Linked DNA regions of Homo sapiens: region 1 is linked to region 2. Evidence: read pairs that join two places in POLR2A ChIA-PET (ENCODE). Cell type or tissue: MCF 10A. All regions are shown on one strand. Each heading gives the region's core, and the rest is flanking DNA. Links, peaks and the distances in the headings are about the cores only. Region 1 has its middle 24 kb from the start of LINC00933. Region 2 overlaps KLHL25 (kelch like family member 25).

Evidence for each region. ChIA-PET counts read pairs that join two places held together with the same protein. Peaks named below come from ENCODE experiments on the same cell type or tissue, not always from the same donor. Only the 100,000 strongest peaks of a DNase experiment are listed, where the experiment ranks them.
Region 1: POLR2A ChIA-PET joins it to region 2 with 5 read pairs; 2 of 35 experiments call an interaction of 5 or more read pairs at or near these places.

The regions. Positions count from the first base shown.
Region 1 is chr15:84,543,524-84,549,718 of GRCh38, reverse strand. It overlaps the pseudogene UBE2Q2P1. Among named protein-coding and RNA genes, the nearest start is that of LINC00933, 24 kb to the left of the region's middle. In MCF 10A, for the core only: no CTCF peak of the experiment used is centred there; no DNase peak of the experiment used is centred there.
Region 2 is chr15:85,783,400-85,789,594 of GRCh38, reverse strand. The region is part of intron 1 of KLHL25 (kelch like family member 25); the gene reads left to right. Among named protein-coding and RNA genes, the nearest start is that of KLHL25, 8.4 kb to the left of the region's middle. RefSeq lists an enhancer at 62-746. In MCF 10A, for the core only: no CTCF peak of the experiment used is centred there; DNase peaks (open chromatin) are centred at 3,304 and 3,834.

The DNA.
Region 1 (6,195 bases), core at 624-5,623, 1.2 Mb after region 2:
GCTTAGTGTAACATATAGTTAGAGCGAGTACTTGGGAACTAATACCTAGCCAGCACCAAGGTGAAGAGAAGGCACATTGCTTGCACTACAGAAACCTTCTGCAGGCTGCTTCCTGATCACCATGCCTCTGTACGCTCATCTTGCCTTATGTTTCTCTAGTGTTATCACTCATATATGCATCCTTCAACAATACAGTGTAGTGTTGCCTATTATTTGGGCTTTTGAAAATCATAGTATATGTATTTTTTCATATCTTTGTTGTGCTCAACGTTGTGTGTGAAATTTGTTCCTATTGTGTGTAGCTATAGTTCTTTTGCATTGCTGTATTTACTCCATTGTTTGAATACACCATACCATTTATCCCCTTGACTAGATACAGACATGTGGGTGGTTTCCAGTGTTATTAGGAACAGCGATTGCTGCTATGGTCATTCTTGTCTGTATTTCATGGTACCCTTGTGCCAGCATTTCTCTGGGGCTCATACTTAGGAGTTGGATGACTGAGGCATGAGGATCAATTTCTTCTTTTACCCAAGAGTTATCTAGAACAAAAAAATTTAAAAAGCATTTTCAGGTGGCTTTTGAGGTATTTTTAGTGCATCAATATGGTCAGAGAATATGGCCTGTGACCTTTCAGTGAGATTTTCAGCAATCATTTAGACTTCACTATTGGTGTTACTGTTGCCTTTGCTTATTGCTCTTCTTGTATTATGTCTCCTGCTCCCTGCCCCTCAAGTATATCCCTGAATAATATCCTGGGTTTTTTTTTTCCTAGAAAGGGTTTGTGGGGATGTGTATGGAGTGTGTTCTGTGCACTTGCTGTCTGTTATCATTTGTTCAACAAATATTTGACTCTGTATAAAGTACTCCATCCATATCGGTGTGGAGAATCCAGAGGCAAACATACACAGATATGCTTCCTGTCTTGAGGGAGCTAGATATAGAATTCTGAGATCATAATTGAGTTTCTTTCCAGGTCTTTATACTTTTATGTTCTGATATTGTTGTAGATGAAAAGTCTGATGCCTATCTGATTCTTAGTTCTTTCTGATAGTTAGTATGATTTTCTGTGTAACTGTAAAGTGTGGGGGTTTTACTTTTTTTTTTTTTTTTGAAACAGAGTCTCACTCTGTCACCCAGGCTGGAGTGCAGTGGTGCTATCTTGGATCACTGCAACCTTCACCTCTCAGGTTCAAATGATACTCCTGCCTCAGCCTCCTGAGTAGCTGGGACTACAGGCATGTACCACCATGCCCAGCTAAATTTTGTATTATTAGTAGAGATAGGGTTTCACCATGTTAGCCAGGATGGTCTCGATCTGCTGACCTTGTGATCTGCCTGCCTTGATCTCTCAAAGTGCTGGGATTACAGATGTGAGCCACCTTAATGTTTTGCTGAGTCATGTCCATTGTGTCCTGGCCCTTCTGCAACTGGTGTTTTGTTTTGTTTTCTTTTTTGGTTTAGAGGTCTTATTTTTACCTCCTAGAATTGTCTTTTGCATAGTAATCTGTTTTGTATTTTGTGGATACAGTATCTTCTCAATTACTGCTAAAGATTCCAATTAGGTTTTAAAATTCTGCTTATTTCCTTCATTAGCAGTGCTTCAGGTCATTCGTGCTTCTTTGACTTGGCACCTTCCTTTCAGGTTGCTAATTTTCTTCAACTCTCTGATGATACATGGTTATCTGTTCATTTATAGGTGAGGTATACCTTTGATCAGTATGAGTTGTTATGAGTGTCTTCAGAATTGTCACTCTTTTCTGCTGTGGCCTCCCCCTCCTTGTTGGCAGACCTGTGCTCTTCCTGTGGCATGAGGGTGGGGAGGTGCTGGTTGGTGAGCTTTCCAGATTTTGAGCTTAAAGGAAGAGGCAGAGCCTGTTATAAGATTTTGATGCTGCATTGAGTTACATTGAAAAAGCATTCTGTCTTTTCTCTCTGGTTTTGACACTGATAGTGAGAGACCATCAAGACAGGCTTCCTATTACCAGAGTGATCCTTACCAACTATAGTTGGGACAGTACAGTGAAGAATGTTTGATCCTTCAAACAGAAGTGGCCCCTCCATTATTTGGATTGTGTTTGTGGCTTTCTCGCGCCCAGCAGTCTGATTTCATCTGCTTTGTATCTTCTAGCATGTCCTTATAGTTTTGGTTCACTAAGGGTATTCTTTTTGTATTTGTTGTTTTGCTGCTGCTGCAGCCGACTTACTCTCTTTTATAAAGTTCTGTCATTTCAGTGGGGTTTTAGAAAGAGGACCAGGTCACATCTTGAAATGAAATTAATCTTAGGATTTCACAGCCCTAACTCACTTTTTGTTTTGATTAAATTACTTCCCCTTTTTGATGGGGTAGGGGCTCAGCTATCTCGTGTAAAATTAAGGCTAGTAACTGGGCTAGTGGTGACAGACCCAGATGCATGTGAGAATCACCTCAGAGAGCTTTTGCAAAACAGATTCTTCTGCAAAAATGCTCTTTCAACCACTGATGCAACCAAATTCTTTGGGACTTTGAGGCTAGGTATATATTCTTTAGATACCCAGAATAATTGGCTTTGGAATATAAGAATTTAGGGAAATGAAGAAGGGGTGAATTACATTTTGGAAGCTGCTGCTTAGATACTGCTGAGACCTTTGTTGGTCTTCATTTCTGGATCCTAGTTTCTTGATCTTTTACATATTCTGGGTTCTAACCTGAACTGGCCTTTATGGTTAAAGATGTATTTATATACTGTGTCCTGGCCAGGAAGCTTGCCTTTTGACCTTTGCCCAAACTGGGTACGAAGGCCCCTCCTAAAAATTCATTAGATTAATTTCTGAACTTGATAATTGTAATTTGTGTTAATTGGTAAATTGTGTCTTGTAGAGAGATATTTGATAGTAAATTACATGTTTTTAAAAAGACAATTTGCTTTATAGTGAGGTGGTAATCAATTCATACTCTTAGTTTTGGGAAGTGTCTATTATAAGTAACACATCTGACCTCTTAAAATGTAAGGAAATTGAATTTATGTAATGATTCAGGCTTTTCAAAGTTAAAAATGTAGCTGTTTTGAGGAATTGATAGTTTGGTGTATTTATTTTAAACAAAATAATCCTTTGATCTTATGCACATAGCCGTACAAATAAAATGTTTTCTTATTTTAAATTAGATTATGTTTTAAAATTTTTTTCAGTTTTGCTTTATATTTGACTGATTGCTTTTCTTTATTCCTAAGGCATTCATTAAGTTGAATTGTTCAAAATTGTTTCATTTTTAAAAGCTGAGAACTGTTGTTTGTCAAATCAAAGTTGGATTTAAAAATGCACATTTTAACTTTAATAAGCTCTCTGGTAGTGGGACTGCAGTGACAGATGGTTGGGAGTTTGTCACTAAAGCTATGACACCAGTCTTCTAAGGTGCATATTTGTTCTGTGTAGTTCTGGCAGATTCTTTCTCTATTTCAGAATGGGACAACAGAAGAAGTGACTTCAAAAGAAGAGGAAGAAGAAGAGATGGATGAAGTGGGTATTTTATATAAGAATAACATTTTGGCCAGGTGAGGTGACTCATGCCTGTAACCCCAGCACTATGGGAGGCCATGGCGGGTGGATCACCTGAGGACAGGAGTTTGAGACCAGCCTGGCCAACATGGCGAAACTCTGTCTCTACTAAAAGTACAAAAATTAGCCGGGCATGGTGGTAGGCACATGTAATCTCAGCTACTCAGGAGGCTGAGGCAGGAGAATTGCTTGAATCCGGGAGGTGGAGGTTGCAGTGAGCCAAGGTCGTGCCACTGCACTCCTGCCTGAGTGACGAGCAAGACTCTGTCTCAAAAAATATATATATATATATATCATAAATATCTTCTGTTTTGGACATTTGAGTAATTCTCTAATCTCCTTTATAAAGAACTATTAATATGGAATAATTGAAAGCACATCGTATTTGGAATGGAATGTAATTTATAAATTCTGGCTTTACCTCTAACTCATGATATGCCTTTGAGCAAATTGTTTTATCTGAATTCTTGGATTTTATTTTCTGGAAAACAAAAGCTCTTAAGTTTTAACACTAAAATTATATTTAATACTAATCAGTACTTAACCTGTATTTGGTTATTTTTTGGAAGAGAAACTACTGAGTTTAAAAAATTTTATGTTTGCATAAAAGGAGAATTTCAGAATATTTTAGAGACTACCTGTCAGAAGTAGTGAAACTGTCTCTTGCTGAAAAATCATTCAAAGAAATTTGTCTTAGTCTGTTTTATAGTATTGTGACAGAATAACAGAGAGTGAGTAATTTATGAAGAGCAGTCATTTATTTTCTGACAGTTCTGGAGTCTGGGAAATCCAAGATGAAAATATCAACATTTGGTGTCTCAGGACCTTCTTGTTTTATCCTCACATGGTAGCAGGCAGAAGGGCAGGAGAGCAAGCTGGTCCAATGTGTGAAGCCTCATTCATAAGGGCCTTAATCCCATGAAGGAGAAAGGAGCCCTCTTGGCCTAATCACCTCTTAAAAGTCCTACCTCTTAATATCATCACATTGGCAACAGTTGAATTTTGGAGGGAATACATTCAAACAGTAGCAAATTTAGTAGAGCAAATTCCAAAGACATTGAGCCTAGGCCAGTTGTCAGTCATGGGTATAATTTTAGATGTTTTCTGGCTCTGAAGCCTTGCATTTAAATTTGAACTTCAGAACAAAGATCTATGTCTCTGCATTGACCAAATAGAATGTATGTGAATTCCATGGTATTGATTGTTTTAAAAGATTTTTTTCTGTTTGAGGTCTTATAATTAATTTAGGCTTTCATTTTCTTGGTTTGGAAATTATTAATCTAAAATGTACTTTAGAGTGCTTCAGAACTAAAAAAGTAGTGTTGTAGGCTTGCTTTTGTTTGTTTTTTGAGACAGGGTTTCACTGTCACCCAGGCTGGAGTGCAGTAGCGCCGGCATGGCTCACTGTAACCTTGAACTCCTGGGTTCAAGCGATCCTCCTGAGTAGCTGGGACTACAGGCCGGTGCCCCACGTCCAGCTAATTTTTATTTTATTTTATTTTATTTTATTTTATTTTTATTTTTTATTTTAGCGTTTGAGTCTCACTCTGTTGCCCAGGCTGGTCTTGAACTCCTGACCTCAAGTGATCCACCACCTCAGCCTCCCAAAGTGCTGGGATTACAGGTGTGTGCCACTGTGCCTGGCTGTAGGCTTGTTTTATGAGTCTGGGAGTAAAATACTTCTTAAAATTGTCCAATTAGAATGAAAGTCTGTTTTAATGTTTTTATGCAGTTTAGCTTAGGTGGAATAAACTGCATGAAAACATTAAACCTTTTCCATAGGTCAGGCAGCCATTGTACTAAAGTTCATGAACCCTTTCATTTTCCCTTCACAAGATAAAAAACAAGGGACCGCAACTTTGAGGGAAATCTAGAAAGGTAGGAGACTGGACTTTGGAGTTGTCAGATTAGGACAGGTGAAAAGCAGATATTCTAGGCTCCTAAAATAATGTGGGAACAGGCCCAGAGCAACTTTGGACATGGTGTGTTTGGGTGCACTGGATGCTTTTCTTTTGAGAAGGAAGGTTGATGTGTTGAAGTCATGGAAAGCAAGATTGTCCAGAAAAGACAGATGGACAGAAGTCTTGAATTTGAGACAGGCATGTTTCTATTTGGTGTGTTTGTTGATAAGAAGGCCTTAAGCAGGGAATCGTGTGCTGAGAATATTGTTTTAGAAAGATATGTTGAATTCTGTTTGGGATGTGCTGATTAATACTTAGGTGGAGAAGTTTTGTGGATGGGAACATGACTGAGGTTGAAGGTACAGGTGGAAATACAGGCCAAAGGCATTTGTGAGCATTGTGGGGAAAACAAATGTGGATAGAAGATCAGGGCTGAAAGGTGCACACAGGGAGAAGGGAGCTCCATGAAGTACAGACTCATGGGCAGAGTTTGAGTGAAGGTAGTCGGTAGTCTGGTCTAGAAGTCGGTGAATTAGCTGGCTTGGGAAAAAAAATCGAGATAAATATAAACTACCCCTTTAGAGATTTTGGCAATTGAAGTAGAAATATAAGGTAATTGAAAAAAGTTAGGATTTAAACAATTCTGCATATGTTTGTATATATGTAAGAACAGATAGTATGGGAAGGGAGGGAGCAGAATGATGTGAATAAAGATGTTATTCTGTGGGGTATTATTCAAATTCTTTTGAAATTATTA
Region 2 (6,195 bases), core at 753-5,752:
GAGAGTTGGACAACGAGCTTTGAGGAGCAAGGGAGATCTTCAGCAGATTAGCTGGACATGGTGGCAGGCGCCTATAATTCCAGCTACTTGGGAGGCTGAGACAGGAGAATCGCTTGAACCCCGGAGGCAGAAGTTGCAGTAAGCCGAGATCGCGCCATGGCACTGCAGCCTGGGCAACAGAGTAAAATTCTGTCAAAAAAAAAAAAAGGGATCTCAAGGGAGCCCAGCAGGGCAGGAGGAGGCGACTGAGCACCAGCCTGCAAGACCAGTTGGATGGCTCCTCCCACGGGGAAGCAGGGCTGAGCAGGCCATGGGAGCGCTGTGCCTGCTGCCACCAGCTCAAGGGCCACATTCACCTTAGGTGTCACTCCCCACCCATCTCTGCCAGGAGGAGCCTTCCACCATCAGCCGAGTGGTGAGGAGTAGGATGCAGGGAAAGGATGGAGACAAAAAAGCCTTGCTTACATTTTTTGCCTGTTCCCATTGGGCCCCCAAGGAGAGGCTGACCACAGATCCATCTAGGCTGAGCAGAATTAATTTCCTAATTAAGATAAGGAGAAGCTGTGCTCATTCAAACTCCAGGACAAGCTGCCAGCCAGGTTTGCTGTTGGCCAGGCCAATTTGTCTGAGAGGAGTGAGGGCCAAGAGATGGAGGAGCTCTTTTTCTAGAAAACCATGGCGATTCCATCCATTGTCCGGAGTTCATGTTCTGCACCCTAGCCAGCTGGGCTTGTGAGACCTTGGCAGCAAGTCCCTTAACCTGTGAACGCTTTTGTTGTTCACAGGCTTGGAAATCTGAGGGAGAAAGGTACCCAGCTTTGTTCATGCAACAAACATTTATTTAGTTTTCTGAATGGCTCGCCGTGGACTAGAAGCTGAGGAAAGAAAGTCAGGTTCAAAGAGCTCCTGCTTGGGAGCTCAGCGTCTGATGTGGGAGGCAGACAGGCGGGTATGGCACAGCGCTAGGGTCTCAATAGTGGGCATGTTGAGAATCTGCCTCAGTTTCCTCATTGATGAGGTGAGGAAGTGGACTGTTGGTTTCCTCATTTCAAATGTGTCCAGGGAATTTTTTTCCCCCATCTGTTCTCTGCCGGGCTCTGGGATTCAGTGGAGAACAAGGCAAGGTCCTCCCCGACCCTCTCCTGATCCCACATTCAGCTGAGGGAGGCAGACAACAGACTGACAAAAATATGCAGCTGCAGAGGAAGTGGACAGGGAGGTGTGGGAAGATGGTCAAGTGAGGATGCCCTCCGAAGAGGGGTCAAGGAAGGCCTCTCTGGGGTGGTGACATTTGAGCCAGCCGTGGGAGGATCAGAGAAAGGCCTGCCAGGTGGGTAGCACAGCTCGTGCAAAGGCTGGGCCTGCGTGGGCTGCGGACAGAGACATCATGAGGCACAGAGAGGTGCCAGACCCTGACATTCTGCAGTCTTCTGGTGCAGGGAGAGACTGAGGATAACATTGTTCTCTTTCATTTTATTGTTTTTCTCTGATTTAAATAATATATCAATGGATTTCCTTTTTTTTTTTTTTTTTTTTTTGAGATCTAGTTTCCCTCTCATTGCCCAGGCCGCAGTGCGGTGGCGCGATCTCAGCTCACCTCCGCTTCCCGGGTTCAAGCAATTCTCCTGCCTCAGCCTCCCAAGTAGCTGGGATTACAGGCGCAAGCCACCACGCCCAGCTAGGATTTCCTTTATAAATGAAAAATATAGGAAAAGATGGAGCACAGTGTGAGGGTCCATCCCCTCCTTTGTATCTGTCCACAGATGGGTGCATACCCTTCTAGTCCTCCGTTGTATGTGCAGATTTTGTGTTTACATAATTTGAATCATACTCAATACTCTACAACTTATACCACTTAGTGTGTGGTGGAGCTCTTTTTCACAGCGTCGTCATATTCCACACTGCAGCCAAACCATCATTTCCTCTCATTGTGTCCTAAGGAGAGACTTTAGGTAATGCCTCATTTTCCCTGTATGATCAATGAAATCTTGTGTGTCCTTCATCATGCATCTTTCTGAGCAAGTGTGATTATTTTAAATTTTCATTGTCAAAGCCAAATGCCCTTTGCAAAGATTTACCCAGTTTACTCTTTCACTAATAATAGTGCCTGAATGCCCATTTCTCTACAGACTCACCTAATTTTTTTTTGAGACTGAGTTTCGCTCTTGTCACCCAGGCTGGAGTGCAATGGCATGATCTCAGGTTACAGCAACCTCTGCCTCCCAGGTTCAAGCGATTCTCCTGCCTCAGCCTCCCAAGTAGCTGGGATTACAGGCAAGCGCCACCACGCCCAGCTAATTTTGTATTTTTAGTAGAGACTGGGTTTCTCCATGTTGGCCAGGCTGGTCTCAAACTCCTGACCTCAGGTGATCCACCTGCCTCGGCCTCCCAAAGTTCTGGGATTACAGGCGTGAGCCACTGCGCCCAGCCCCCAAATTTTTGATGTTATCCACATTTTTAGTTTTAGCTAATGTGATGGGGTGGGGGGGCGGGTGGAATCTCATTGTTCCATTAAAAAAAATGTTTATTCAGGCTTTGTCCTTTGATTCTAGTCCACTTTTGTCTTTCCAGAAGATCAAAGTTTATTGAGTGCTGGTTCTGCCTCTTATTGGTCTCCTGACCTCAGCTGGGTACTCATCTGTGAAATGAAGCCCTTTAATCCCTGCCCGCCCCTGCCCCCCACTAGGCTGCTGTATTTTTTGCATGGGAAAACATTCCTGAAAGTTCATTTTATGCTGAAAAGCTCTGCAAACATGAAGAGGCATGGTTTTTACTAGCGAAATGGAAATATCTGGAACATTTGAGTGAATTCAGGTGTTTCTAAACAGCCAGCATATCCAGGGGAGGAGCTGGGGTGACTTTGCCCTTGTGCAGTGGAGCTGGCCTTAGGTGGGAGGTGTCTGCCTATTGTCCCAGAGATGCACGGGGCCTTACCTGGCTGAGAGCCATCTGGCTGGGCTTGAGAGCTCTTCTCAGAGGGCTGGCTTAGTCAATGATCTGTCACCTGTCTGCAGGAATAAAGAAATGAGCCAGGAGGACAGAGAGAGTTCCGTAGCTGGTCCAGAGAAAGGCCCAGAAAGGGGCAGTGGCCACCACAGACTAAACCCTGTTTACTTGCCTGTGTGGTCCCAGGAGGCATCGGGCCCCATGATAGAGGAGCCAGGGAACTGCTGACCATGGCCTGGGCCCCAGAGGAATTCATTACTGCTGGGTACCTGGGGACGTTTTGGCCAGGCTCTCCCCACCCTTCAGGAAGCAACATCCAGGTTTGGCCATGACTCCCCTGCTGCCCTGGAGATGACTCAGAACCAAGCTTCAGAGGAGGCTCCTGTGATCCCAGCCAGCCTGACCTACTTGGAACAATCTCAGGGACAGATGTAGGTAGGGGGAAGGGAGAGGGTAACCAAGGGGACAATGGGACCCTCAAAGGGCTTTGGTAGGGAGGGCTTCTGCCTTTATACCTCTGCAGCTAGTGAGCAGGAGAAGGGAAAGGGGAGGGGCCTCGCTGAAAGCAGTTTTTGCGTTTATTAGACACCTCCTGATTCTGAGAGTTGGGTGTTTCATTAAGAGAGTAAGGGAAGCATCTCACTCTAGAGCTGGTTTTGCATGGGTCCTCCTGGGGCGGGGGGGTGGGTCGGCTGCCTTTGCTGGGCTCCTGTCCCACTGCCATTGTGAGCGCAGCTTGAAGGCATTTCGCTGAGTTGGAGTGAGGTCGAATCACCAGGTTTCTTTTCAGGCATCAACTGGTATATCTGTGTTGCAGGAAGTTGCAGTTGCTATTTTTACCACTCCAACCAGGACTTTTTACTGGGAGGTACAATTACAAGCAAAATGCCAGGGTTTGGCTGGTTAGCTAAGCCGTGGGAGGCTGCTGCGGGCTGAGGCAGGGGCCACTGCACATGGTCCTTTGCTGTGTTGTACAAAGCAAGACACGTTTGCATGTGGACACACACCTACCCTGGTTGCTGGGTGGCTTTGTCTGAACCACTTCCTGTGCCTGGAGTTTCCTCTAGGTGGAAAAAAAAAAAAAGGACTTTGCTGGGTTTTGCTCAGATAATTGTACCTGGCTGCCAGGGCAGCTCCAAAGCTGTAAGCAATGTAGTTCTGACTGCCCAGAAGGTTGAAACTTTGTTAAATGAAATTGAGAACCTGCTCTATACTACCCACTCTGCTAAGGACCAGGATATAGGAATACATCAGTTGGCCGGGCGTGGTGGCTCATGCCTGTAATCCCAGCACTTTGGGAGGCTGAGGCAGGCAGATCACGAGGTCAGGAGATCGAGACCATCCTGGCTAACATTGTGAAACCTCGTCTCTACTAAAAATACAAAACATTAGCCGGACGTCGTGGTGGGCGCCTGTAGTTCCAGCTACTCAGGAGGCTGAGGCAGGAGAATGGTGTGAACCCGGGAGGCGGAGCTGGCAGTGAGCCGAGATCACACCACTGCACTCCAACCTGGGTGACAGAGAGAGACACTGTCTCAGAAAAAAAAAAAAAAAGAAAAAAGAAATACATCAGTCTCTGCTCTCTAGCATCACATGTCCAGGAATTGAAAATGCAGAAAGCGTGAGTTGTCTTCTGCTCCTTTTGGATAATTACCTGGTGTGTTTTTAATGTCTATACATTATGACTAGAGGCCAGGTGGGGCTTATATTGGTTTCTGTTACAGCATAACACATCATCACAGGCTTAGTGGCTTAATCAGTTCCTATTGATTAATGCACAGTTCTGTAGGCTGGAAGTCTGGGCTGGCCTGACTGGGTTCTCTACTTAGGGTCTCACAAGTCCAAAATCAAGGTGCAGCTGTACTGGGCTCTTGAGGCTCTGGTGAAGAATCTGCTTCCAGGCTCAGGTTTTTGGCAGAATCGAGTTCCTTATGGTCGTAGGACTGAGGTCAGTCCCCATTTCCTTGCTGGCTGCAGCCGGGTTCTAGTCTCAATGCCCTCCATCTTCAAACCTGCAGTGATGTGTCACATCCTTTCTTGCTTTGAATCTCCGACTCTTTTACTTTTGGGACCAGCTGGAGAAAACTCTGCTTTTTTTTTTATTTTTTTATTTTTTTTGAGATGGAGTTTCGCTGTTGTTGCCTGGGCTGAGTGCAGTAGAGCAACGTCAGCTCACTGCAACCTCTGCCTCCCAGGTTCAAGCAATTCTTCTGCCTCAGCCTCCTGAGTAGCTGGGATTACAGGTGTGTGCCACCAAGCCTGGCTAATTTTTTATATTTTTAGTAGATACCGGGGTTTCATCATGTTGGCCAGGCTGGTCTCGAACTCCTGACCTCCGGTGATCCGCCTGCCTTGGCCTCCCAAAGTGCAGGGATTACAGGCATGAGCCACCGTGCCCAGCCAACTCTGCTTTTAAGGGGCTTATTGACTAGATCAGGCTCACCCAGATAATCTCCCTTCTTTAAGGTCAACCAATTGATCAGTAACACCATTAATTACCTATGTAGCACACATTAATTAGATTTGAAAATCTCTGTCATGATCACAGGAATCAGGTCGACATCCATGGACCTGCATCAATAACAATATGATTAATAACAGCAGCTGTCATGAATCAAGCAAAATTTGTGTCCCACCATGCTACACTCTTTACGTGTATTCTCTCTTAATTCTGAGGATGGTACCTCGAGGTCAGGACAGTTATTGTCACCCCTGTTTTTCAGATGAGAAAACTGAGTCTCAGAGAATTTCAGTATCTTGGACCAGTTTTACAGGTAGCAATGGCAGTGCTGGGATTTGAAACCAGGGACTCTTAGCATCTAACCTTCCTGGTAGGCTGCCCAAGGTCGGTATCTGCAATTCGCTTTGTATGATTTATGGAACACCATCCAGAAAAGAGTTAAGGTTTGCTTTTTCCCATCTAGCATTTAAAATTCTTTTTTTTTTTTTTTTTTATTGAGGTGGAGTCTTGCTCTGTCACCCAGGCTGGAGTGCAGTGGTGCGATCTCAGCTCACTGCAAGCTGCACCTCCTGGGTTCAAGCGATAGTCCTGTCTCAGCCTCCTGAGTAGCTGGGATTACAGATGCCTGCCACCAAGCCTGTCTAATTTTTCTATTTTTAGTAGAGAGGGGGTTTCACCATGTTGACCAGGCTAGTCTTGAATTCCTGACCTCAGGTGATCCGCCCACCTCAGCCTCCCAAAGTGCTGTGATTATAGGCATGAACCATCACTCCTGGCCTAAGATGTTT